3 separate regions of the Homo sapiens genome follow, and all the other regions are linked to region 2. A link is an interaction called in ENCODE POLR2A ChIA-PET data of the cell type or tissue named here. Cell type or tissue: MCF 10A. All regions are shown on one strand. Each heading gives the region's core, and the rest is flanking DNA. Links, peaks and the distances in the headings are about the cores only.

Region 1 (5,000 bases), core at 1-5,000, 170 kb after region 2:
TTCCTTAGTAGAATTAATTCTTTCTCTTAGATAGCAAAAACAATCAAGAATTCCTTTATTCGTCTGCAGTTGAGCCTCAGATGAGACTGCAGCCCTGGCCAACCCAACCTTGACTGCAGCCTTCTGAGACCCTAAGCAGATCGAGCTAAGCTGTGCTTAGACTGCTGATCCATAGAAATTGAGATAATAAATGTGTGTTGTTTTATGCCACTAACTTTGTGGTAATTTGTTATGCAGAGATAAATAATATAGTATTATAAGCTAGTACATGATTATTTATTCATTTATTTATTTTTTGGAGACAGGGTCCCACTCTATTGCCCAGGCTGAAGTGCAGTGGAGCGTTCATAGGTCACTGCAACCTCAAATATTCTAGAGTCAAGCAATCCCCCCACCTCAGCCTCCGAAGCAGTTGGGACTACAGGCACGTGCCACCACGCCTAACTAAGTTTTTTATTTTTATCTTTTGTAGAGACAAGGTCTTACTATGTTGCCCAGACTGGTCTTGAACTCCTAGCTTAAGCGATCCTCCTACCTCGGCCTCCCAAAGTGCTGGGATTATAGGTGTGAGCCACCATGATCTGTCACTAGTACATGATTTTACTTTCTTCAATCATATAAAATATTTGAAACAGACTTTTTTTTTAAAGATTAAGTATTTATGTTAACGACTTGGAAAAAACACTACTGAGAATCAGAAGACCTAGCATTGTCTCGATTCTACCTTACTAAGTCACGTTGTGTAAGATTCATAATCTCTCAGAGCCTCGAGAATTCTTATTTATAACCAGGGATAAAACCTGCCCTGTTGGTAAAAGAAAGTGAGTGAGACACTGTGAAAATTATAAAGCACTAAATAAACTAAAATCCAACTGCTTCTCACCAACAGTTCTGCTAACACTCTAGTGCAAGCCATCATCATTTCTTGCTGGGGTTATTTTGGCAGATTCCTAACTCGTCTCAGTTTTTGTTGTCGGCGCCTCGTTTAAGTTTTCATCACTGGCCCCTCTTTACAGTTATCTGAGTCATTCTTTTAAACCTAAATGAGATCATAGGACTCGTCTGCTCAAAATCCACCAGTGACTTCCCCTCACATCCAGAATGGAATCCACAGTGACCAAGGTCACACAAAATTAAGTCTTTACTGTTAACAAGTATAACATATTGCACCTTAACAAGATTTTCAATTGCAGGATCTTTAGTTTCGCTTTAAAACTGAGATGAGTGTTGGAAGTCAGGAAAACAAAGGCAAGGCTAATGGCAGAGGAACAATGAGCCAGTCTTCATGGAGTGTGGACTCTAAGAGGATAGAAATAAACTGGGAAGGCAGAAAAATGAGATGAGGAAGAAGGTAAATTTATTGAGTACATACTTTTGGTCTGAGAACTTTTCTATATGTAACAACTTTTACATTTTAAAAAATGAATGAACGGGATTAGAATCTTTGGTCTCTGATGCTAGGACTGGGCATCTATCTGCCTTATTCAGATATTCAAAAGGAGAGGAATAGATCTTTCTAAAAACTATTTTCAAAGATTAGTAATGTTCTGACCACTTCAGTTAAGAATTTTTGATGTTTAGTATTCTTTCTTTCACACTTTTGGATGGCATTTATGGGATGGGAAATCTTACTGGTCCTCAAGTCCGTGGGATTTGACAACTTCAGTTTATATTAAATCCACTTTGTTCTGCACTGTAGCCAGTGCTGCCTTAAGCATGATGTGGACCCTGCACCCTGTATCGTTCTCCCTACCCAACCCACAGTGTCCCAAGTATTAGAATTCTTCATTTCTATCTGCCAAAAGTCTAGTAAAAGATGAGATAAACTCTCTCTCTCAATGAAAACATGCTTCAGAATTACCTGCCCCCAGTGTTTACATACAGTCTAATGGCAATTAAACAAAGATCACCAGAGTGAACAGCTGGCCCCATTCTGACAATGAATGGCAGACGCTGAAGAAACACGTAATGGCTTGAAGGAGAAAAGCAGCAGGCTAATCCTCAGGGCTGAAGGCTCTTCTCCAAACTCAGAGGCAATGGACCCGAAAAGGACCAAAGATGTGCCAGACAAGACGCACCAGCAAGAAGGAAACATGTCAGTGGATAGGAAAGCAGCCCGTGCTCAAACACTCAGCAAAGAAACTGCTGCAGACCAACCTGAAGTGTTAGCGTGACACAGAACACTCATGACACTCACAGTGCAGGACAGACAATAGGCACCAAGGTCACTCAGCCAAGCTGGTGCCAGAGCCAAGGTATAAAACTAGGCTTCTTTTAAAACCTGCCAGAACTTTCTTTCATTTCCTCACACAGAAGCACAATGCATATGTACATTATCAACTCCTTTTATTATGCTATATGGAAGGGTATTACAAATACATAAAAGAATTTAACAAAATTAACAATAATTTTCATACATTACTTAACCAAGAGAGAGCTTTTAAACGTTGACAAAAAATGTGAAATTAAAAACACAAATATGAAGGGTAATTTTTAATTTTGGAAAAGGAAACAATATATCATTTTGTGTGTATGTATGTTTAAACAAAACTGACTTTATTTAGGTATCAGCGGGTTAGCCGAGTTCCTTTAAATAGTTAGGGATTTGCAAAGTGCAAAGCTCATGTAACATAATCTGTGTTTTCCTCAAATCCCCATCGGTCCATTTGCTTAAGAAACCCATGCTTCCTGGCAGGGTGCCGGCATACCAAACCTGCCCAGTCGTGCACAGTTTTATTTCTGTTACTAAATTAGGAAACCGAGTGGGCAATGTCTGGGACAACAGCAAAGAGAAATGCCTCGGCATCATTAGCCTGCAAGTCTCCCTAAAAGCTATATCATTATAAGATATTTAATTTTTAATTAGAGATACCAAGGCAATGTAGCCTAATATTGTGCAATACTAAGAAATAATTAAATGAAGACAAAAGGGAAAAATCCAAATGTTTAACAAAAGTATTCTTCTGAATAGCCTTAATCATGTTGTTAAAAATAAATGAACTACTACCACTCAAGGCTTAATTTCTCAATGACTGGTACTAAAATACTGCCCTCTTTTTCTAAGTGATGAAGGAGAAATGCGAAGTTATGCATCACAATTCTTACAAATATATACTAACATACTTTATGTAGAGCTCAGTTTGAACATTCAAGGAGATTTGAGTGGAGAAACACAAAGAAGGATTTCAAGAAAACAAAGCCACTGTTTTTATTTTCAAATTAATTTATAAATGATAGAAAAATATAGAAGGAAAAATACATAATATTCCTCTTTCCAAATTTTACTGACCCCAAATTTGCACATCATAGAGCTTTTAAAAAAAGATAGTAGCTATTAATTAACATTCTTTAAATAAACAAGCCCTGATATTTTATGGAAAGCTAAAGCTTGAATCCTGAAAGTGTTAGAATTTTAGTTTTAGCGATATCAGAAATACTTTTTTCTTATAAACATTTTGTTAAATTCAAACATCATAAACATTTTCTTAATTAATTTCAAAGTAGCATTCATTTTACTTTAGTTCTGTAAAATAAAAAATTAAATGAATATGTGCTAGAAAATCTACATCTTTACACAGATAATTTATGTATTTAAATATCAGAGTTTAGAAATTACAGAAAAATTAAACCAAGTTTCAGCGCTGTAAAAGCCCTGAAAGACTTGTCAACCATGACTATATTAAAAAGCTGTTCACAATATTTACTACCATTTAGCAAGACAGAAAATTCATTCACATTTATAAAAAATCCTGAGAGATGAACTCTTCCAATAACCATCCTGGCTGTTGGCATGCCTTCATCTAGTCTCCTTTTATATATACGTATTTATATGATCTCTAGAGCACAGCAAAAGGCACCTAGCTGATCTGACGTGTGCCAAAACCCAGAGCCTTTCACTTCTTTGGCTCAACTCCTACCGCTAAGATCTGGCCATCAGTGATGCACGCGAGCAGGTCCACAAGATTGGGGTGGGCCACACAGTCTCAAGTATCTCCCTATATTGTTGAAAAGAGGCACATTGTTGTGGAGGCCCAACAAAATGAGAGAAGCAAGGCTAAAGCTGTATTTTTACATAAATAAAAATAAAAGCAAGAAATAGATCAAATGATTAAAAATTATACTGAATAGGGTCGTGATCCCCATAGATCACTTTAATAAATAGTCTTTCAGACCCTCATTCTTGTTAACATTGCTACCTATACACACATAAAGAAATATATATAAGGCTGGGCACGGTGGCTCATGCCTGTAATCCCAGCACTTTGAGAGGCACAGGCAGGTGGGTCACTTGAGGTCAGGAGTTCAAGACCAGCCTGGCCAACACGGTGAAACCCCGTCTCTACTAAAAATACAAAAATAAATAAATAAATAAATGAGCCGGGCGTGTTGGTGCACACCTGTAATCCCAGCTACTCAGGAGACTGAGGCACAAGAATCACTTTAACCCAGGAGGCAGAGGTTGCAGTGAGCGGAGATCACATCACTGCACCCCAGCCTGGGTGACAGAGTAAGACCCTGTCTTGAAAAAAAAAGAAAAAAGAAAAGGAATATATATAAATGAATGGAGTGCCGGAAAAAGGAAAAATAAGTTTTGCTCTTCAAAAGACACCCCAATTAAAAAAATACACAAACCGCAGACTGAGAAAAAATATTTGCAAATCATATATCTGATAAATGACTTGTATCCAGATAATCACAGGGGTTGACAAAAGTTGACAACCTTGCTGTAAAGGGCTATTTATGTAAATCGTTTTTGCAAACCATATGGTCATTGTCACAACTACTCAACTCTGCCACTGCAGCATAAAAGCAGCCAGAGACAATATGTAAACGAATGGACATGGCTGTATTCCAAAAAAACTTTATTTACTAAATCAGATGAAGTGCTAGACTTGGCCCACAGGTCAGAGTTTTCTAACCTCGGTCCCTAGTATATCCGTACAGGTTATCTGATACTGAGTCTCTGACAGCAATTTTACAATTCTGTAAACTACAGATAA
Region 2 (11,395 bases), core at 3,632-8,631:
ACCTATCAGGCATATTGCGATCTCATTGAGACTTCACTGGTGCTTGGTGAAGGGACATGATACAATGCACATTATTTTTACTTGGAAAAGCCTCTTCTTCAAATCGCCTTCTTTATCATCCCACTGTGGGGCTTCTGTCTCTGACATGCGTACCCCATCTTGCTATGGTTTGAATGCTTGTCCTCTCCAAACTCATGTGGTATTTAATTGCCATTGTGATGGTATTGGGAGGTAGGGCCTTTAAGAGATATTTAGGTCATGAGGGCTCCACCTTCATGAATGGACTAATGCCATTATTATGGAAGTGGGTTTTTTATAAAGAGTGGGTTTTCCCCTTTTATGCTCTCTCTTGTGCTCTCTCTCTGCCCTTCTGCCATGTTAAGGTGCAGCAGGAAGGTCCTTCCCAGATGCCAGCTCCTCAATCTTAGACTTCCCAGCCCCCAGAGCTGTGGGTCAATAAATTTCTGTTCACTGTACATTACCCAATCTGTGATATTCTGCTATAACAGTACAAAATAGACAAAGACATGTCTTTTTCAGGATCTGACCCTACTGTTCTTACCCCATGAAGGTTTCCTTTTGGAAATTTCCAATCCCTGTCCCTCCCTGAAGCAGCCATCTTCTGTGGATTTAGTGCACCCTTTAGAGTCCTTCTTTATCCTAATCTGCTTAAAAACATATTTTCCCTGATAAAGTAAGTCTCCCCTTGAGAGAAGTTCCCATATCAACCACTAACAGGAAATGGAGCTCCCAGTACATCGTGACTTATATAAAGCCATTCAGAGTCAACCCTCGAGCATCTCAGATGTGTGACCCAGAGGTGTGACATTTATATCATGTGTGACATATATGACACTGTGTGTGACACATTTATGACAGATTGTGATCTGTGGGTGGCCTCACCCACAGACTGATTTTTTATTCTTTATTGCATCTACGTTTGCTTATAGTTAATTTCGCCTGGTTTAGCACTTAATCTGCTCTCTAATTTTCCTTCTTTCGGAAATTGGCTTTCTCAGCCAAATGATGAGGTGCCTGAGAGCCGATCCTTTTCCTCTTACTTCATTCACTCATTTGACTAATATCATTTGAGCTCTTGCTGTGGGCCAGACACTGTTCTAGAACCCAAGGATACAGCGCTGACCAGAACAGCTTCTACTCTCTTGGAGCTTACATTTCTTTTTTGAATTGTATGGCAGTCCATGACTGTCAACATTCTGGTCCTGAGGATTCTTGTGGTTTTGCTGGGCACAGTCACACGCTGGGAGCTTTCACTGGCTCCATGCATTTGGCTCTGGCTTCTCCTGGTGGGGGCTTCTTTTCTAGCTGTGTTGACACGTGCCCTAGAAAAAGACCACTCTCCCCAGGTTTAGGCATTGCCATTTGATCCTGGGCAAGGCACTTGAACTTCCTAAGCCCCTTTCCCAACCTGTAAAAGACAGGTAATTCTACACAGCAGGGCTGTCGTGAATTGTAAGTGGTTAAAGTGCACTGGCACCATGCAAATGTCCCTCATGATTGCAGCACAATCATATGCAGAGATGCATATTCAGAATCCAGCTCCCACCCCTCCCAGCATGTCCTTGTTGCTCTGATTCTTCCAGAGGTCTCCTTTCCCTGGGAAAGAAAAGAACCAGCAGAATACAAATACCAAAGAATCCAGTTCTTGACTTGGGAGTTTCAAAATGGGCTTTAAAAATGTATAGAAGAAAAAGTAATCTTGTGAATCAAGACTTTTGGCTATGCAAGAGGGAAGCTTTTTGAAAGAGAAATGGTTTACTGAGTTTCAAAGAGAAACTAAAAACTCTTAAAAAATTGGAGCATAAAGTGTATTTCCCAAAGAGTGGAAAGGAAAGAGGACAGGAGAAGAGACCACATGAGCAACGTGACGTGCAGACCAGAGCCAGGTTGCCAAGGCCAAGGGAGAAGGGGCTGCTGGAAGGGAGAAGTCTGTGAGCCCTCCTGTCCTACCAGATGGCTCAGGCTCAGGGGAAGACAAAGCAACCCCTATATGAATTTTGGGGAAAGCAAAGGGTAGGAGAACCTTACACCAGCTTGCTGGGCAGGAGAGCTGTTGAGAAGAGATGGGCGTGGGGACAGCAGAGTGACAATGGGGTCTCCTGCAGTCTTACTGGGCCTGTAGATTGGGAGAGTAGCCCAAATTGCCTATGCTCCTGAGATGGATGTGGTAGTGAGCAGAGAATGGAAGCCAGAGGCCCAGGCTGGCGGCTAATTCTCACGTGACAAGCAGACACAGTCATCAGTGGCAGAGAGGGCTGGGCAAGCCAGGGGCCAGATGGAGATATGTTCAGTCCCGTAGACACTGACATGTGGGAATGCTGGTCGCTTCAGCAGATACCAGTGGAAATCAATGTTGACGTTAGGAGCCAGCACAGGATGACTCGTTATAATCAGCATAGGATAGGATAGGCTCTGCTGTAGTAACAAACATACCCCAGAACTTAGTAGCTTGACACATGAACATGTGTTTCTCTTTCACTGTGGTCTAATCCATTGCATGTCGTGAGGGTCTCCTAAGTAGCTCCCTTCCAAGCCATGACTCAGGAGTCCAGTTTGCTCCATTTTAGTTTTGACTTCCAGGATGGCCTCAGCAGAAAGGGAGGACTGGAAGGCTGCACAGGGGGTTTCCCACTGCCTTAGCAAGGAAATGACATACAGTATATCCCCTTACAGCCCCTTGGCCAGAACTAACACCATGACCCCAACCTAACTGCAAAAGAGGCTGGGAAATGCAGTCGTCCATGTGCCCAGGATGAGGGAAATTAAACGGGGCTTGGGAAAACCTAATATCATCTCTATCACCACCACAAACCAGGCATGTCTTAGACACAATGATCTGTACATTCCCTGTGAAATTGAGATGTCATTTCAGGGAGAAAAATCCTAAATTTCAACAAGCTTTAACCTAACTTGAGAAATCACCGAATTCAATTGGTTTTCCATGGAAATGACTAGGTTACCTTTTGTTTTTTTGTCATTAGGGAGAAATGGGGACTAAAGATAGGAAGCAGTTTCTCATGGAAAGGCAAATAAAGTTGAATCTTTGCACACATGAGAGCATGGGCCATGGCATTTGTGCCTGCTCCATTATTATGGGTAATATATTGTTATTGCTGGGGAAAAAAAGCTTACAGATTGTTTGTCAGAAGTGGGATAGCATAGAGATGAAGTGCATTGGCTCATGGGTTCAAATATGAGTTCTGGCCTTTGCTAGCTGGTGTACAGGTTAAATAGGATCAAATGTGGAAATGATCAGCTCTGTGCTGGACACACCATACATTCACAATAAGGTTAGCAGCTGTAAACATCCACAGCTCAAATGAAGATCCAAGGAGTTTAACCTCCCATCTGGTGCTTTTTCATTACCCTACCCTGCAAAGCTCTTGTCATCGTGTTTCCACTTTTAAGATTAATGATGATAATAATAATAATGATGCTAGGAGAAGAAGAAAAAGGAGGAGGAGGAGAGGAATTATCATTAATTGAGCTCCTCTAATGTGCTGGGCATTTTACATAACTCACCTCATTCAATACTTAAAACAACTCTGTGAATTGGGTATCATTATCACCATTTCACAGATGAGGCAATCAAGGCTTACTGAGGTTACATAACTTGCACCAGGTCATAGGAAGTTTGAAAGCACATCCATATTGAGATCCAGCGCTGGCCCTGTCATCCACTAACTGTCAGACCCCGGGTGAGTTGCCTGACCATGCTAGGATTTGCTTTCTCTGCCTATAAAAGAGAAATAAAAATAGTACCTATCTCAAAAAGAAAAAAAAAGTTCATAAATTATTTGACCTTCTTCCAACCAAGAGGTGGGATCTCTGTCCCTCCCCCTTGAATCTGGGCTGACCTTAGTGACTTACTTATAACCAAATAGAATGGAGCTCAACTTCTAAGGCTGCTCAGAAAAGGCCATGTGGTTTCTGCTGGTTCTCTTGGAACAGTTGCCTTTGGAGCCCGGAGTGACACATAAGTTAAATTGTGTTATCCCCCCAAGTTTTTATGTCTAAGAATGTGAAATTATTTGGACATAGGATCTTCATAGAGGTAATCAAGTTAAGATGAGGTCATTAAGGTGGGCCCTGATCCAATATGACTTATTGGATTATGAATTTCCCCCTTATAAAAGGGGGAAATTTGAGTAGAGAGACCCACATAGAAGGAAGATGATGTGCAGACACGGGGAGAAGATGGCTATCTACAAGCCAAGGAGGAAGGCCTGGAGCAGATCCCTCCCTGACAGCCTCAGAAGGAACCCACCCTGCTGACAGCTTGATCTCGGATTTCCAGCCTCCAGAACTGTAAGGTGATAACTTTCTGTTGTTCTAAGCCACCCGGTTTGTGGTACTTTCCTATGGCACCCCTAGAAAATGAATATAATTGTTACACAAGAAGTCTGACTACCCTGAGGCCCATGAGGAAGCCCAGGCCACATGGGGAGGACGCTTCTGTGTATTCTGGTGACAGCTCCAGCTGTGGTCCCAGCTGACAGCCAGCATCAACCACCAGACACGTGGGCAAAAATGTCTCCAGATTGTTCCAGCCCCCAGCTGTCAAGTCACATCCCCCAACCCTTGTTTTCAAGCGTCCCCAGATGAAGCCCTAGACACCATGAAGCAAGTAGACGCTGTTGCACCTTGTCCGAATTCCCGAAGCACAGCATCTGTGAATACAATAAATGGCGGCGTTATGCCACCAAGTTTGGGACTTTATGCAGCAACACTAACAGGAGTAGCCTCACACCTAATGAGGGCCCCAGCCAGGCTCTGAGCCAGGGCTCTGGCCGTGGACTGCAGGCCTTTGCTCTGCTCTCTCATGCAAGCTCAGCAGCATTGCTTTCTCAGAGGGTGCCCAGGTAGGAAGATCTTTGCTGAGTCTTCTCTCCAGGGAAGCAGGGCTGGCCCACGTGGGCTTAGACTCTGGTTCACCTGTGGTTAACCTCCTTTCAGGAAGCCATCTCCCCAGCTTCGTTCTCCAAGCTTGGAGAGCGGGCCAGGCTCCTGAAGGCAGCCATCAAGTGTGACCTCATCGAAGTATGGCTTGAACCTGTTCTCAGGGTCATTTGGCTGATGAGTTTGTGCAACATCAGGGCTGTCGGGAGGCAGAATATGAGCTGGATGTCTGACCACCTGGGTTTAAATTTTGGCTGTGCAACACTAGCTGTGTGGCCTTGGGAAGTTATAATAACCTCCCTGAGCCTGTTTCTTCAACTGCAAAATGGGGACATAATAGCACCCACCTCATAGGGGTTCTAGTGAAGCTCAGACAAGCCATTTTCTTGTGAATCATGGAGCAGGGGTCTGCCTAGCACAGGGTCAGTCCACAGCCCATGTTAGCTACTGTTGCTAGTCATCAATATCAACTGTTTACTTGTAGGGATTTGTTTGTTCTCTCCAATGCAGACTATTTTAGTGCCTGGAAGCATCCTTGCGAAGGAGAAAAGTAGCTTAAAATAAACCCAAGAATGTTGAGTTCTTTCAAAAGTTAATTTACAAAATAAAAAGGTTCCAGACAAATCTAAGGTAGCATTGTTATTACGGGTTTTATTGTTCCAAACAACCTTGAAAAACTAACTCTGGAGCTCCAAAGGGTAGCAATTAGGCCTCTGGTGAGAGCCCTCAAAGTATTTAAAGCCTTGCCAAGGCACTCATGGCTTCACTTCCTTCCCCATTTTGTGGTCGCCGTGTCTGCCTGCATCCCCCACCAGGGCCCAGGCGGGAGCGTGGGGAGGGCCGCGCGGTCTCCCCGCTGCTGCAGGAAACGCTGCCTGCTGTCTGAAGACTCCCAGAAAGAGAAGGCTGAGAGGGTGACTCAAAGTGAACCATCTCCTCCCCCAACCCACGTCCCCCACCCTGCACGCTGCACCGTGACAAGACCCCTCTTCTGAGCCCAAGACTGAATCACGGCTCAGGGCCCTGGGATGCTCACACACCCCTTTGCCCAGCGCTGGCCAAGAGATCCAACTGCACGGTGGCTTCATGGGTCTGAGCTAATTCCCTCCTGAGCTGCAGCTTACCCCACGGCAGCACTTCGTCAGAAACAGTCTCTGGGCTTGCTGCTGGCAGGCTGCTTGCTGGCTGTGAAGTCTTCATCCTGCTCTATGCGAGGCAAGGCTTGTCCAAATATTTGGCTTGATCCTGCTTTCTGATTCATCATGTGCAGGAACCTCCGTAATTTCATCTACTGCGTGACTCAGACAAGAGCTGAACACAAGTGCCGTGCACCGGAGCCCCGGAGCCTGCACAGAGGCCAGGCCTGCATCTTCCCGGGCAAGCCTCCTGGGCTTGGGGAGAGATGCTGGCACTCTCAGGATCAGCTAGCCTGAGATTAAATCTCTTTTGTCTGAGATGATTAACAGAGCCCCAAACACGCCTCGACACAGGGTGTGAGGTGCACTTTGTACCTTTTCCAAGATTTTTTTTTTCTTTTTTAGTGCTAAATCCATTTGCATCTCATAAATTATACTGGCTTCCAAAATGAAGTGTTCCTGACAGCCGCAGGCAGGGTGTGGGTTCCATTGAAACGCTTTTCCCTGTCGTCCCCTCTCTCACTCTGAGACCCTAGAAGATATCCTGCTGATCTTCTAAAGGAGGAGGGGAGGCAGTGAGTGACCTAGATTTCAAATCAGAAAGACAGGTAGAGCCAGCTCGCCTGTCTTCAAAAGGCTGCCCGTGCACTGGGTTCTGGGGTTTTGGAAGGAGCCAGAAGGAAGATGTTCCCCGGGCTCCTACCCAGATGCTCCTGCTTATAGGTAACGTGGTCATTTTCTCCTTCAGCAGGTTTTTCAGCTTAAGAAAGGCCACAGGTTGGGCCAGTGGGGCCCGCGAACCCCCTCGGTGCCCCTAGGTAATGCTATCTGGGGTGGGGAGGGAGGGGAAGTAGAGAGTGATTGACAGTAGAGGTGAGGCACTCCTTGTGGAGGTGGTGGGGCAAGGGAAGGGGACCTCCGGACAGGGGGTCTGAACCCTCCTTCCACCACTCTCCAGCTCTGTGGCTTTGGACAAGTGACTCGCCCTCTCTGAGCCTCTGTTTCTTCATGCACTCATTCATTTCCTGGGTATCGCGTCTGTGCCAGGGCTAGGCCACCCCATTGGCGCTTAGGTTCTAGACATTACACAGTCAACACAGCCCTGTGCCTCTAGAGCACGTCCAGTGGTGGGTGAAAACCAAGCAGAGGACAGAGTTTGGTTCAGGCCAGAACCACACGGCCGTCAGTGAGCTAGGCCAGGGCTGGGCAGACGAGGGGTCCAGCACAGAAGACTGAAGAGGTGCAGCCAGGGAGGCAGGAGGGACCCAGGGAGAGTGACAAGAAAGGGGAGAATGCACACCCCACACAGTGGGAGCTCAGGACATGTCGCTGCTGCTGTTATTATTTGATCGCTGTCAGTGGGCGTGGCAGTATGCTTGGGGCGAGGATGCTGAAGGGAAGGGAAAAGAAGAGCTGGAGGAGGGTGGCTTCGCAGCCAGGGTAAATAGCACAGCCAGATGGCTGCCATCATTTCCCGCCACTCCAGTCGCCCTCCTGCCTCCAAGTCACAGGCAGGCTTCACTTTGCGCCATGACCCGAAGGTCAGCAGGCTGGGGTTTCACAAGTGGGCGTTCCAGGTCCGGGGCCCGCACAGGGAGCACTCCGTCCATGGTCAGGCCTCCAAGTTCCCATCCAGGAGCAGCTGCCGGAGCTCTGGCCCATCCCAGGGGGCCCCAGCTGCTGTCAGCCTGGAGTGGGTCAGAGTGTGGGGGTGAGAGAGGCAGGCCCACCGGGGACAGGGGCAGCTGTCCTTGCCCTAAGGATCTGAGTCACACTCGGGCCAGGGAGCCACGGCCAGGGGCACTCCAGGCTCTGCGGGGGGGGCGTGCAGAAGGTGTGGTGTGTATAGTCACACATGCATATGTCAATGTAGTGTATGCGTATACTGTACGTATATGTGATTCTTTTATCGGTATATTCATAGGTTTATTGAATTTCCATATCCTAGATAGTGGCTATCGTTTATCACCTTTTTCTAAGCAGGGAGAAACAAGACTCAGAGAAGTCCAAAGAAACTAAGCCGAGAAGCAGACAGCAGAACAAAATTTCAAGCCCCACGTTCTGCGCCTTCGGGCAACGGCCATGAAACAAGAGGTCACAGCCGCGGAATGGCTTGAGCCCCAGCTCTCATCACAGATTTCGTTATGCTCCAATGGTAGAAACAAAGGGAAGGTTTTGTGTCTCCTGTTTTTAAGGTTGAGAGAGAGCCATAGAAGGGGACAGAGCTTAAACAAGGCCCCCTCCTGCCTTTCTCCTGCGTAGGCAATGCTGGCCCAGTGGCCCCATCCACTGGGTGTCCCTGTGCCCTGGGCTCCTGGAGGAACCCTGCTGACCAGAGGAGCTCCCCGAAAAGCCCACACTCAGCACTTTTCACCCCCTTCCCTTCCCCTTTCACTTCCTGACACTATTTGGGGCTGTGTCTGCCTCCTCCAAGGGCACAGCGTTCCTCACTCATCTGGGCGTCCCAGGGTGCCAGGCACGATGGCCTGCGATGGGGGCTCACTCTGGTCACTCACCTTTGTATCCACAGGGAAATGGGGAAGCTCTGCAAACCCGGGCCAGGGCACAGCTTGGACAATCTGTCACCAGTGTGCAGAGTCAGCTGAGAAACACAATCCTGCCCAGGCTTTCTGTGGCTGCGGCCAAGAGGGTAGGGCTGCTGGGCTGAAGGCTGTCAAGTGACTGGGCAAAAAAAGCCAGCCTCAGCCTGCATGGCCGCAGCAGTCCATCCTGCAACAGAATAATTCCTCTTAGTGGGAACAGGCCTCCCACGCTTATCACAAAGCGCGGGCTGCCTTTCCAATGCGGCTGGAGGAGATTTACAAAAAGAAAAGGAAGTCGCCCTTACATCTTGGGGAAGTTTAAAGACACCTGGAGAATGAAATCTTGGATTTTACTTTCCTGAAAGGCTGAGGCTAGGCATAATTCTCTGCCTTTGTTCCCCTCCTTTGTCTTGGTTAAATGTTCCTGGCCATACTGTACCTGTGGTTTTATTGTCGTCCTTTTTGGGAACAAGCAGGATATAAATCAGTCAGTGAAATTTTAGAATGTAGCTCTTTGGTCTAGCATCTAAGTAGATAAAGAAGAAACGGGCACTTAATAAGTGCCTCTGGAGGCTTGTGATTTGCATGGGGCTCCCAATGAAAGGTAAAGTCTTTGCTTAGAGGTTACACACACCGAATGCAGGGTGGTCCTCAGGCCTCTGGTCACAGCATGCACAGTGCTGGTGCCTCGATCTGCAAACCTGGTGCGCGCAGCCGCTGGGGACCATCTGCCCCAAGGCCACCCCAGGACTTATCAGAAAGGAGAAGAGTTGGCCGGGCGCGGTGGCCTGGTGATCACACCTGTAATCCCAGCACTTTGGGAGGCCGAGGCCGGTGGATCACGAGGTCAGGAGTTCAAGACCAGCCTGGCCAAGAGGGTGAAACCCCGTCGCTATGAAAAACACAAAAATTAGCTGGGTGTGGTGGTGGGTGCCTGTAATCCCAGCTGCTCAGAAGGCTGAGGCAGAGAATTTCTTGAACCTGGGAGGCGGAGGTTGCAGTGAGCTGAGATCACGCCACTGCACTCCAGCCTGGGTGACAGAGAGAGACTCTGTCTCAAAAAAAAAAAAAAAAGAAAAAGAAAGAAAGAAAAAAAAAGAAAAAGAAAGGGGAAGAGTCAAGTTTCCTGCTCCTTGCTGCAGCCGGCTTGATCAGTGCTCTAGAAAAGGGGGGTGGGTGTCTCCAAACAGCCCCTACCCCAACTTCTTGCCACTGTTGGCTTCCCCGGGTCTTTCTCAGTGCCAGGCAGGGGTCTGACAACAGCAGGGAGTCCAGGCCTTGGAAGGGTCCCCCCAGGCAAAAGCTGATTTGCCTGTCCCCATGCGGGGCACAGGGTGCTTGGAAGTGGTTGGGCCTTTGCAGGGGGGTGACCGCAAAAAGAAAGTGAGATGTGTTGCCGCCACAGCGGAGGGCTTGCCAGAGCCAGCATCAGAGTTGGTGGGTTCCCTGACGTATGGAAAAGATCCAGGGAAAAGTTGTAAAATACTGGGCAAAGGATTATATGGAATACTTTAAACACCTGAGCCAGGTTGTGGAGGGAAATAAGTGTTATGACAAGCCACACATCTGCAATCCCTGCCCTTTATCTGGGAGGGCAGGCGTGTTGAAAACCTTGAAGTGAAGTCAAGGTCAACATGCCGTCCTGAGTCATTAGCCATACACAGATTAGTAGGTTAATACAGAACAGTCTCCACAGATGAATTACACCCAGAAGCCCCGTCCTTGGTGTTGACACCGAAAGTTTCAGTTATCACAGGGAGAGCGATGTCTGCTTAATTTTGATAGGGCTTAATTATTATGATAAATGCCTTTGGAATTTAACCCTTTCATTCCACCTAGTGTTATGGCCTGTATGTCTGTGTTCCTCTGAAACTCATACGTTGAAACCTTAACCCCCAGTGGGATGGTATTAGGAGGTGGGCCTTTTGGGAGGTGATCAGGTTTAGGCAAGGTCTTGAGGGTGGTGCTCCCATGATGAGAGTAGTGTCCTTAGAAGAGAAAGACACTAGAAGTCTCTCTTCACCTGTGAGGATACAGTGAGAAGGCAGCTATCTATAAACCAGGAAGCTGGACCTCATCAGATCCTGGATCTGCTGGTGCCTCCAGAACTGGGAGAAATACATGTTTGTCATTTAAGCCACCCAGACTGCAGTATCTTGCTATAGCATCTCTAACTGACTGAGATACCTTATTAGAGCTCTCCAAAGAAACAGATCGAATAGGAGATAGAGAGATGGTAGATAGATAGATGATAGATAGATAGATAGATGATAGATAGATGATAGATAGATAGATGATAGATAGATAGATAGATGATAGATAGATAGATGATAGAGAGATAGCAGGTGGATAGACAGAAAAATAGCTACATAGCTAGCTAGCTAGACAGACAGACAGATAGATAGATAGATAGATAGATAGATAGATAGATAGATAGATAGATAGATTTATTATGGAAATTGACTCACAAGATTATGAAGGACAAGAAGTTCCACAATCTGCCATCTGCAAGCTGAAGACCCAGGAAAGCTGGTGGTGGAATTCAGTCCAAGTCCAAAGTCCTGGGAATGAGGGCATAGGGAGGACACTGGTTTAAGTCCTGATATCCAAAAGCCCAAGAACCGAGAGCCCCAATATCCAAGGACAGGAGAAGATAGATGTCCCAGGTTAAAGAGACAGAAAATTTACCCTTCCTTCACCTTTCTATTCTAAGCAGATCCTCAATAGATTAGATAATGCCCTTCTACATTGGGGAGGGTGGATCTTCTTCACTCTGTCAACTGATCCAAATGCTCC
Region 3 (11,395 bases), core at 3,731-8,730, 130 kb before region 2:
TATACCGCAAAACTCACCTTTTAAAAGTGAATAATTCAGTGTTTTGTTTGTTTTTTTGAGACAGAGTCTCACTCTGTCATCCAGACTGGAGTGAGTGGTGTGATCTCGGCTTACTGCAAGCTCCGCCTCCCGGGTTCATGCCATTCTCCTGCCTCAGCCTCTCAAGTAGCTGGGTCTACAGACGCCCACCACCGCGCCCAGCTAATTTTTTTGTAGTTTTTAGTAGAAACAGGGTTTCACCCTGTTAGCCAGGATAGTCTCGATCTCCTGACCTCATGATCCACCCATCTCGGCCTCCCAAAGTGCTAGGATTACAGGTGTGAGCCACTGCCCCCGGCCCGGTGTTTTTCTAAAAATCGTATTCACAAAGCAGTGCAACTATTACCACTATCTAATTATAGAACATTTTTATCATCCCAAAAAGAAATTTGATACTCATTAGCAGGCATTCCCCACTCCTTCCTCTCCCTAGTCCCCAGCAAATACTCATCTACTTTCTGTCTCTATGGAATTTGCCTATTCTGGAAATATACAATTATACAATCTGTAGCTTTCTGTGTCTGGCTTCTCTCACTTAACATGATGTTTTCAAGGTTCATCTGGGTTATAACATTAATCAGTACTTCATCCTTTTTTGGCTGAATAATATTGTACTGTATGGATACACCACATTTCATTTACCCATTCATCAGGTGATAGACATCTGAGTTGATTCCACTTTGACTATTATAAATAATGCTGCTATGAATAACGGTGTACAAGTTTTTGTGCAGACATATACTTTCAATTCTACCAGATATATCGCTAGGAGCAGAACTGCTGGGTCATATGGTAACAACATTTAACTTTTGGAGGAACTGCCAGACTACTCTCTAAGGAGTCTGAAGCATTTCACATTACCACCAGCAAAGTATGAGGATACTAATTTCTCCACATTCTCTCCAACACTTATTTTCTGTCTTTTTTTATTATGCCATCATGGTGGGTGTGAAGTGGTATCTTGCTGTGGTTTTAATTCTGCATTTCCCTAACAACTATAACATTAAGCATCTTTTCATGTGCCTATTGGTCATTTATTTATCTTCTTCGGAGAAAATCCTTTTTGAAGTTGGGTTACTGTCTTTTCATTGTTGCGATGTAAGAGTTCATATATTCTGGATACTAACACTTACAAATATATGATCTGTAAATACCTTCTCCCACTCATCAAGTTTTGTTTTGTTTTGTTTTTGAGACAGAGTCTCGTTCTGTCATCCAGGCTGGAGTCCAGTGGCACATTCTCAGCTCACTGCAACCTCCACCTCCCAGGTTCAAGTGATGCTCCTGTCTCAGCCTCCTGAGTAGCTGGGATTACAAGTCCCTGCCATCACGCCTGGCTAATTTCTGTATTTTTAGTAGGGATGGGGTTTCACCATGTTGGCCAAGTTGGTCTCGAACTCCTGACCTCAAGTGATCCACCCACCTCGGCCTCCCGAAGTGCTGGGATTATAGGCATGAGCCAACGCACCCGGCCTCATTTCCTTGATAGTGTCCCTAGAAGCAAAATGTTTTTAATTTTGCTGAAGTCCAATTTACCTATTTCCTCTTTGGTTATTTCTACTTCTGATGTTATTTCTAAGAAACCATTGCCAAATTCAGGATCATGAAGACTTAGCCTATATAGTTTTAGCTCTTACATTAAGTACTTGATCCACTTTGAGCCAATTCTTGTATATAGTGTTAGAGGTCTGAACACCATTTGTTAAAAAGGCTATTTCCCTCCATTGAACTGTCTTGGCATCATTGTGAAAAAAAATAATAATTAAAAAAAATCAATTGGCCATAAATGCATGGGTTTATTTCTAGACTCTTAATTCTGTCCCATTGATCTGTTTATCCTTATGCCAGTAACATACTGTCTAGGTTACAGTAGCTTTGTAGTAAATTCTCAAATTCAAAAGTGGGAGGCCTCCAACTTTATCCTTTTTAAAGATTGTTTTGGCTATTCTAAGTATCTTCAATTTCCGTATGAGTTTTAGGATCAGTTTGTCAATTTCGGGGGGGGGTGGGGGGGGGGGGGGGCGGGGGAGACCAGCTGGACTTTGATAGGAATTGTGTTAAATATGTTGATTAATTTGGGATGACTATAATCTTAACAAGATTAAATCTGCCAATCAATAAAGATGGTACCGTCTTTGCATTTATTTAGGTCTTCTTTAATTTCTGTCAATGATACTTTGTAGTTTTCAGTGTACAGGTGCTCTGTGTCTTTTGTGAAATTTATTCCTAAGAACTGTATTATTTTGATAATACTATAAATATAATTTTCATAATTTCATTTTTGGATTGTTCACTGCCAGTGCTCTATACGATTCTTGATTTCAAATGCTTCCAGTAATATAAAAGATGGTTAATTTAAAATTTTTACTGTATTTAAATATGATACCCTGGGTCCTCTAAATAGTATCCACTAGAATGAAAAAAAATTGATCTAAGTAAGAAACCCAAGTGGCTGTCTACTTTGCTAAAAGATGGTGAAAAACCAGAATCAAGAAATGCCAATTAATTTTAATCCCAGTTTTAATATAAGACAAGGCAACTACATTCCACACACAAAAATGATGCCATATATTTTCTTATAAAATATATAAATAAAAACCCACTCATACTGTATACTCTCTTTGTCAAGCTTGAGGAGAATTATTCTATAATTTGTAACACAATGGCAGATTCTTTACCCTTATGGAATTATTTTCTAATTACTTTTAATATAAGATAATTTTTCTTTGTTCCCACTAAACTAAGATGTTTTAATTAATGTTTACAATTAAATCCAGGCAAAATTCAAATTCTAAATTAGCCTGAGACTATCATAAGCTATTATTTTATGGAAAATGACTAAGGTATTCCATTTGAGCCTCAATTGTACATGCTATATTATCATATGTTTTTAAAATACAACATTATGTCGTACAAACACAATCACAGCCATAAAGAAAGGATTCGATAACAAAAACATAAACTGTACTTTGAATATAAATCTCATAGACTTATGGTCATTACCTGAAAGTGCAGTTTGGCTTTATGTAACTTTCATAAAGGCAGAACATACCCTACAAATACTCACACTAATTTTATGAAGTTCTGAATTAAATTAGGTTATTATACATTTTTAGGTAAAATTCAAAAATACTAACATCTGATTCAAGAAATAAGATCAATAAACATACAAAAATACACACAGCATTGAGAAAAATAATCCCTTACTAACTAGAAGAGAGCAAGAAATCACTATGACCCAAAGCCATTATGAACAATGTCATGCCATGCACATGGGCCTGGGGCCAAGAGTGAGCAGGTGGGGTCTGAAAGCCAACTTGTCTTCCACTGTCTAGCACCTTAACTGTAGCAGAAGCCACTATTTACTTAAAATCAGAGGGGCCTTTTCCAACTTTGCAAAGACTAGCTGTGGTCTAGCTATGATACCTCTAAACTATCTACTTGTTAGAAAAGTTAAGACAACTGAAATACTGAATACTGGTACCTTTGCCTAAAATCAGAACAACAAAATAGCACCTTCTTTTTTTTTTTTGAGACGGAGTTTCACTCTTATTACCCAGGCTGGAGTCCAATGGCACGATCTCAACTCACTGCAACCTCCACATCTCGGGTTCAAGTGATTACCCTGCCTCAGCCTCCCATGTAGCTGGGATTACAGACGCCTGCCATCACGCCCAGCTAACTTTTTGTATTTTTAGTAGAGATGGGGTTTCACCATGTTGGCCAGGCTGGGTCTCAAACTCCTGACCTCAGGTGATCCACCCACCTCGGCCTCCCAAAATGCTGACATTACAGGCGTGAGCCACCACGCTCGCCCAAAGTATTACTTTTTATCATGTGTTTACTTCTTATGTTTTAGGTAAAATAGTCAATACACCAAAACAAAAACAGGATGGGAGGAGGGGAGAAATCATCTAAAAATCTAAAACATGGTTTGAAAGATGGCATCTTTCTATTTTAATTTGGATTTCTCTGATTAATAACAAGTTATATATTTTTGTATGCTTCCACACAGTGTTTTTAGATTAGAGACATTCAAAGCTGAATGTTGAAAAATAAAAGAAGCTTAAGGGTAAACTGTTTACAGCCTGTTACTATTAGTGAAATATGCAACATGTTTTATACAATGAATAGCAAATATAGTGCAAGTACCTTACATTCACAGTGAAATTAACTAAATTTGATTAAAGCTGTAAGTAATTTTTTTTTGTAATGTCAATAATCACTCCCTTCACTTAACTGCTGAAGTTCAAAGTTTTTTTAAGTTGGGCTTCCTTAAACAGGACATATGATTATTTTAAAACTACATAAACCATTAGTTGATCATGGTAAATCATCCAAACTACTAACTTCAAAATTTTTATCTGGATGACCAGTCTATAAAATATCAAATGTATCAATGAATTATAATTTGATTTTCGGTGATTCATGTCTTCTACTACCTCAATTCATTTCTACAAAGCACAGCAAGACTATGGCTCAAAACTCCTACAGGAAATTATAAGAACTGATGATATAATCACAGGGCACCTTGAACTCCTTAGAGATAAGCATAGTATTACGAAAATCATTAGAAAGGAGACTTTGTAAACTGCCCTGTTAAGAGGAGAGCCCCTCCATCCATGCTCTTTCATCCTCAGATTAATTACACCAACATAAAGAACAACGTCCTGTCTTCACATGGGACACAAAAGAGAAATAAAGGATACAGCAAGGCAAGGCATAGAAATGAAAATGAGATTCTAATCCTCTACCACCAACAACTCACTCTCATAATTAATGCTCCCTCATTTGTAAAATGCAGATACTTATGCCTATCTCAAATACTTCTCAGGATGTCATAACTACTGGGGGAAAAAATGTTTTACAAATAATTAAATCATACAAAAAGATGAATTATCATTACTAGAAATAATCTCGGTTCTCTACATCATGATTCAAATATCAAATATATTAAAACCTTTTAACCTCATATCATCTGAATCAAACCTGATAAATGTGCTCTAAGTCTAACCTTATCAATATTTATTCAGTCAAATATGATTTTGAGTATATATCAGAGATGTAAAAATACATAAAACAAAAATTCACAATTCAAGGACTGATTACAAACTCAAGTTACAATTCAGATCTAAGAGAATATGAGCACTCCTAAAATCACCCACTATTCAACAATCATTAAATCCCTCCTCCACCACACCTAGAAGTCAACAATTTTCCTGATTATTGTGGTAGCAACTCTCTTTTGTGGTTGTTGTTGCTGTTATTCATTTTCCGTTTCATGGCATAAGCACATATCCCTAATCATCATAGCTTATTTTACCTGTTTTATTTTTGCATGTTTTGTTTTTACTTTATATACGTGGAATCACACATAATGTGTGATTTCTGGCTTCATTTGAGAAACATCTTGTGATATTTATCCATAGCTATAGTTATTCCATTTTTACAGCTGTAAAGTACTCCACTGTATGAATGTATCATGAGTTTATTTATGTAGCCAACTATGATGAACATCATATTGAGTGTGAGGCTATTACAAACAGCTACCAACGTTCTTTAACACATCCCTCCACACACATGTACATGTATTACTCAAGTGTATACCCATGAAAAGAAATTAATGCATCACAGGGTATGTAAATGTCAAGATGTTTCTTAAAGTGGCTGAGTTCCCATAACCTAACATCCTCTCAAAAACTTGTACTATAAATCCCTTTTTAAAATTTCAGCCATTCTAGTGGGCATATGGTGGAGCCTAGTTTTTTTTAATTCGCATTTCCCAGATTATTAATAAGGTTAAGCACTTTTTTTTCCACGTTTCTTAAATATCTGAATTTCTTTTGTGAAGTATTTTTCATGTCTCTTGCCCATTTTTCTATTGGATTGTCTCTGTCACATTGATTTGTAGAAGCGCTTTGAATATTCTGATACATGTCTTTTGTCTGTTAAAGGTACTGCAGATATCTTCTCTACTCTGACTTGCCTCTCTTTTCTTAATGGTGACTTTGCAAGAACAAAATTTCTTAATTTTAAGGTAGTCAAAATTATCAATTTTTTAATACTTGCCGTTTTGATTTTTTTTTTAAGAAATATTTTCCTGGCCAAAGAGCATGAACCTGTTCATCTATATTAGCTTCCAAAAGTTTCAGTTTTGTCTTTCATGTTGAAATATACGAATCATTCTTAAACTGATGTTTGCATATGGTATGGAACATAAGTCATTTCTTTCCATACAGATTATCACTTGTTCCAGGACGATTTATTGACTAATTCTTTCCCTACTAAAGTGTGCGTTTTGTCATAAAGCAAGTGTCCGTGTACATGTGAACCCTTTTCCAGGCATTTAATTTCTTTTGTTTATCCTTGTGGCTTTATTTCATGAAATCAGTGACTGTAGATTTATATAAGTTTTTAATAGAGAAAGTTCTTCCACTCTGATCTTCTTTCAAGACTACTTTAGCTATTCTTGGGCCACAAAATTTCCTTTAAAATCCAACACAGGGCATGATCTCGGCTCACTGCAACCTCTGCCTCCCGGTCTCAAGTGATCCTCCTGCCTAAGCCTGCTGAGTGGCTGCGACTACAGGCATGCGTCACCATGCCTGGCTAATTTTGTATTTTTTGTAGAGACAGGGTTTTGCTGTGTTGCCCAAGCTGGTCTTGAACTCCTAGGCTCAGGTGATCCACCCACCTTTGGCCTCCCAAGGTGCTGGCATTACAGACACGAGCCACTGCACCCAGCCCCTTTTTTTTTTTTTTTAAATCTAAAATCTAAAAAGTACTGTAAAGCTCCTTGGGCCCTGAGCCAAGAATCCTACAAAAAAGCATACCAATTTACTTGTTCATGCTTTATGTATAAGGTCTACCTTTCAGGCATAAAGAAGAATGTAACGTCTGTAAATGTGTTGAACAAATCTAAGCTTTCAACATTGTTGGTAGCTTGGATGTCCACCTTGCACAATATAGTTCAACTTTGGAAGTTGTGATAGGCAGAATAATTATGCAGGAAAGAAAACCACATCCTAAATTGCCAGAACCTGTGAATATGTTACATTACATGGAAAAGGAGAATTAAGGTTGCAGATGGAATTAAAGTTGGTAATCATTTGTCCTTAAAATAGGTAAATTAATTTGGATTATCTGGGTTGGCTCAAAGTGAACACATCTTTAAAAGTGGAAGAGAGGCAGGACGCAGCAGCTCACACCTATAATTCCAGCACTTTGGGAGACTGAAGCAGCCAGATCACTTGAGGCCAGGAGTTCGAGACCAGCCTGGCCAGCATGGCAAAACCCCGTCGCTACTAAAAATACAAAAAAAATAGCTGGGTGTGGTGATGCGTGACTGTAGTCCCAGCTGCTTGGGAGGATGAGGCAAGAGAACAGCTTGAACCTGGGAGGTGGAGGTTGCAGTGAGCAGAGCTCACACCACTGTACTCCAGGATGAGCGACAGAGCAAGACTCTGTCTCCAACAAAAGCAGATAAACTAACAAAATTTTTGGAATATTGTTTGGGATTACTTTGAATTGAGAATAATCCTCAGAAGAGCATGGAGTATAGCCCTCAAAAGGATATAACCTTAATGGGCAGTAAATTAACCCCACGGAAAAGGCTTCTCTGGACCAACACTGACAAGCTTAAACAAAAAGATTCAGCTGATACTAACTTATACACGTACAAAAACAAAGTCCAACACTATATAGAAGATACCAAAAAAAAAAAACAAAACCCCTAAGCCCAACAATGTCAAACCACAACATCCAGCATCCAAACATTATAGGGAATGAGAAGAGGCAAAAAAATGTGGCCCATATAATAAAAGTCAATCAATATGAAGAGATTCAAAAATGATAAAGTTAACAGAACTGACAAGGGCATTAAAAAAAGATTATAAATAAACTTAGTATGTTACAGAAGACAAAGAAAAATAAGAACATGAAGAGAATAATGGAAGAAATAAAACTTCCAGAAATGAAAAATGATTTTCAGAAATTAAAAACACCCTGGATGGGATTATTCAATGCAGAAGAAAAGATCAGTGAACTTGAAGGCATGGTACTGTTAACCAACCAATAAAGCACAGACAGAAAGAAAAGAATGAAAAACAAAAGCAGTATCAGTGCCAAGAGAGACAATATTTCAAATATATAACTAAAATTACAGGGGAAACAAAAACAAAAACCTGGAGTAAGTGGGATATTTGAAGAAATAGTGGTGAAACATTTCCAAATTTGGTTTTAAACAATAAACTAAAAAATCTAGGCAGCATTATTGCAAAGAAAACCATACAAGGCCCATCATAATCAAATGACTAAAACCTAGTAATAAAGTCTTAAGAGTAGCCAAAGAAAATAGAAAACTTACATACTGGGAACAAAAGGTAAGAACAGCAGACTTTTTGTCAGAAACTATGCAAACTATTTCACAAACTATTTCACAAAATTTAATAGTGACAAAGACCTAATTCATCAAGAAAACATAAAAACCCTTATTACGCATGCACCTAGTAACAGAGCCTCCAAACACATGAACCAGTAAAAGGAAAAATAAATCCACAATTGAAGTTGAATATTGAACACTTCTCTTTCAGAAATTATTGAAACAAACAGAAAATCAAAAGGGACACAGAAGTCTTAAAAGAACACTATCAACCAATGTGACCTAGTTAACATTTTTAGAAAACTCCACTCAACACATTCTTCTTAAGTACACACAAAACATTTACTAACACTGGCTGGGCATGGTGGCTCACACCTGTAATCCCAGCACTTTGGGAGGCTAAGGCAGACAGATCACTTGAGGTCAGCAGTTCGAGACCAGCCTGGCCAACATGGCAAAACCCCATCTCTACCAAACACACACACACACACACACACACACACACACACAAAATCAGCCAGGTGTGATGGCTGCATGCCTACAGTCCCAGCTAATCAGGAGGCTGAGGTCACAGGATTGCTTGTAGCCAGGAGGTGGAGGTTGTAGTGAGGCAAGATCACGCCACTGCACTCCAGCCTTGGTAACAGAGTGAGACTGTCTTTGAAAAAAAAAAAAAAAAATTTTACTAACACAGACCACCACAACTGTGTCTTATAATAAATCTCCACAAGTTGACAAGAACTTACATCACACAAAGTATGTTCTTGGACAACAGTAGAATTAAATTAGAAACCTGTAAGAGAAAGAAATCTGGAAAATTAACCAAATATTTGAAAATGACGTGGGTCAAGGAAAAAAAATCACAATGGAAATTTTAAAATACTCTGAACTCCATGTAAATGAACACACAACATTACTAACATTGTAGGATGCAAACAAAGGAAAATTAAAAGATTAAATACTCTTTTAGAAAAAGAAGGAAGTTTGCAAATATCAGCAACGAAAGAGGGAATATCACTACAGATTCTTCAAATGTAAAAGAATAGGGATTCTAAAATACAACTTCGTGCCAATAAATTAGACAACTTACATAAAATAGACAAATTCCTTGAAAAACAAACAACTAAAGCTTATTTAACAAGAATTAACATAAATCCAAATAGCCCTGTATCAGTTAAGGAAACCAAATTCATAGTTTTGTTACAGTAGGTAGCTAGTCAGACATGAGCAGGGCAGGAAAAGCTCCCCACCCCTACACACACACACACACACACACACACACACACACACACACACACGAAAAGCTCCCCACCCCCACCCCCCCACACACACACACAAAAAGCTCCCCACCCCTACACACACACACACACACACACACACACACACACACACACACACACCCCAGGAATGTCAGGCAACCACCAGGTGACGGTCAGGCAGTTGTTAAACTGTCTCTCTAAAATGATAATTGGTCGCGGCCCAAGCCAGTGAAAGGCAGTCTCCCAACAGATAGAAAACACCTGAAGCTGGTGATCAGCCGCTTCCCTATAACATCTCAGGAGTTGGACATATGGGCTCCAGCATGCGCATTAAGAGGCAAAATGGTAGCGTTTAACTGGTATATGACTTCCTAGGGACATTGGACTGTTAAGGGAAGAATACCTCAAGGAAGCATACATACGACTTCAGTAAACACACTGCACAGGCTCCCCTCCCAAGTGCTAGGCCACTGTGAATGCAGACAGCCCACCCCAAGGGAAGAATCAGGGCAGAAGGGACACAAGACCCCAGAAGTATGCCAACATATAAAACCCTGAGTCAAAGGTCAAACCACGCACTGATCTCTCACGCTGCCCACTTGGCCCTCTTCCAAGTGTTCTTTACTTCCTTTCATTCCTGCTCTAAAGCTTTTTAATAAACTTTCACTCCTGCTCTAAAACTTGCCTCGGTCTCTCCTTCTGCCTTATACCCCTCAGTTGAATTCTTTCTTCTGAGAGGGCAAGAACTGAGGTTGCCGTAGACCCATGCAGATTCACCGCTGGTAACAGTTTAAAACCTTCCCACAAAGAACCTCCAGGTCCAGAGGTCTTCATTGGTGAATTCTACCAAACACCTAAAGAAGAAATAACATCAATTCTATGCAAATTCTTCAAGAACAAGAAATTTTAACTCATTCTGAGACCAGCATTACCCTGACACACACACACACACACACACACACACACACACACACACACACACACACAAAACAGACAAAAACTACAATCCAATGCCTTCTATGAATGTAGACTTTTTAAAAGAGTCAACGCAATTTTAGCAAGTGAATCCAGCAATACACAAAAAGTATAACACATCATGACCAAGTGATAATTATCCTAAGAATACATGAATGGTTGGTTCAATATTTAAAATCAATCAATGTAACTGACCATATGCACAGACAAACAGGAGGGGAGGTAGGTGACCATATTAATAGATGCAGAAAAAACATTTGGCCAAAATTCAACACCTACTCGTGAAAACGAAAAAAAAAAAAAAAAAAACTCTGACCAAGACCTGGTGAAAAACTCAAAGTTTTCCACCTAAGATCAGAAGCAAGGCAAGGATGTTAGTTCTCACCACTTCTATTCAACATTGCACTGGGACTACTAACCAGTCTAATAGAGCAAGCAAAAGTAATAAAAGGTGCATAAATTTAAATGGAGGAAATAAGATAGTCTTTATTCACAGAGAAGATAATGATCTACACAGATGATTTGAAGAAATCTACAAAAAAGCCACTAGCACTAATAATTAATTTAGCAATATTACAAATTATAAAGTTTTATATAAAAATCAATTCTATCTCTGTAGACTAGCATCAATCAATTGGAAACTGATATTCTTTTAAATTCCCATTTATAATAACAAAGTTAAAATAATTAGAGATGAATTTAACAAACTATGTGTCAGACCACTGCACTGAAAACTACAAGA

The links. ChIA-PET counts read pairs that join two places held together with the same protein. Peaks named below come from ENCODE experiments on the same cell type or tissue, not always from the same donor. Only the 100,000 strongest peaks of a DNase experiment are listed, where the experiment ranks them.
Region 1: POLR2A ChIA-PET joins it to region 2 with 5 read pairs; 2 of 35 experiments call an interaction of 5 or more read pairs at or near these places.
Region 3: POLR2A ChIA-PET joins it to region 2 with 8 read pairs; 1 of 35 experiments calls an interaction of 5 or more read pairs at or near these places.

Annotation. Positions count from the first base shown.
Region 1 is chr15:99,303,971-99,308,970 of GRCh38, reverse strand. All of the region lies in intron 5 of LRRC28 (leucine rich repeat containing 28), which reads right to left. Among named protein-coding and RNA genes, the nearest start is that of LRRC28, 55 kb to the right of the region's middle. In MCF 10A, for the core only: no CTCF peak of the experiment used is centred there; a DNase peak (open chromatin) is centred at 2,700.
Region 2 is chr15:99,471,452-99,482,846 of GRCh38, reverse strand. No RefSeq gene overlaps it. Among named protein-coding and RNA genes, the nearest start is that of LINC03080, 42 kb to the right of the region's middle. RefSeq lists silencers at 5,969-6,263, 7,449-7,743 and enhancers at 7,171-7,846, 7,847-8,523. In MCF 10A, for the core only: no CTCF peak of the experiment used is centred there; a DNase peak (open chromatin) is centred at 6,176.
Region 3 is chr15:99,601,078-99,612,472 of GRCh38, reverse strand. The region is part of intron 2 of MEF2A (myocyte enhancer factor 2A); the gene reads right to left. Among named protein-coding and RNA genes, the nearest start is that of MEF2A, 41 kb to the right of the region's middle. In MCF 10A, for the core only: no CTCF peak of the experiment used is centred there; a DNase peak (open chromatin) is centred at 6,772.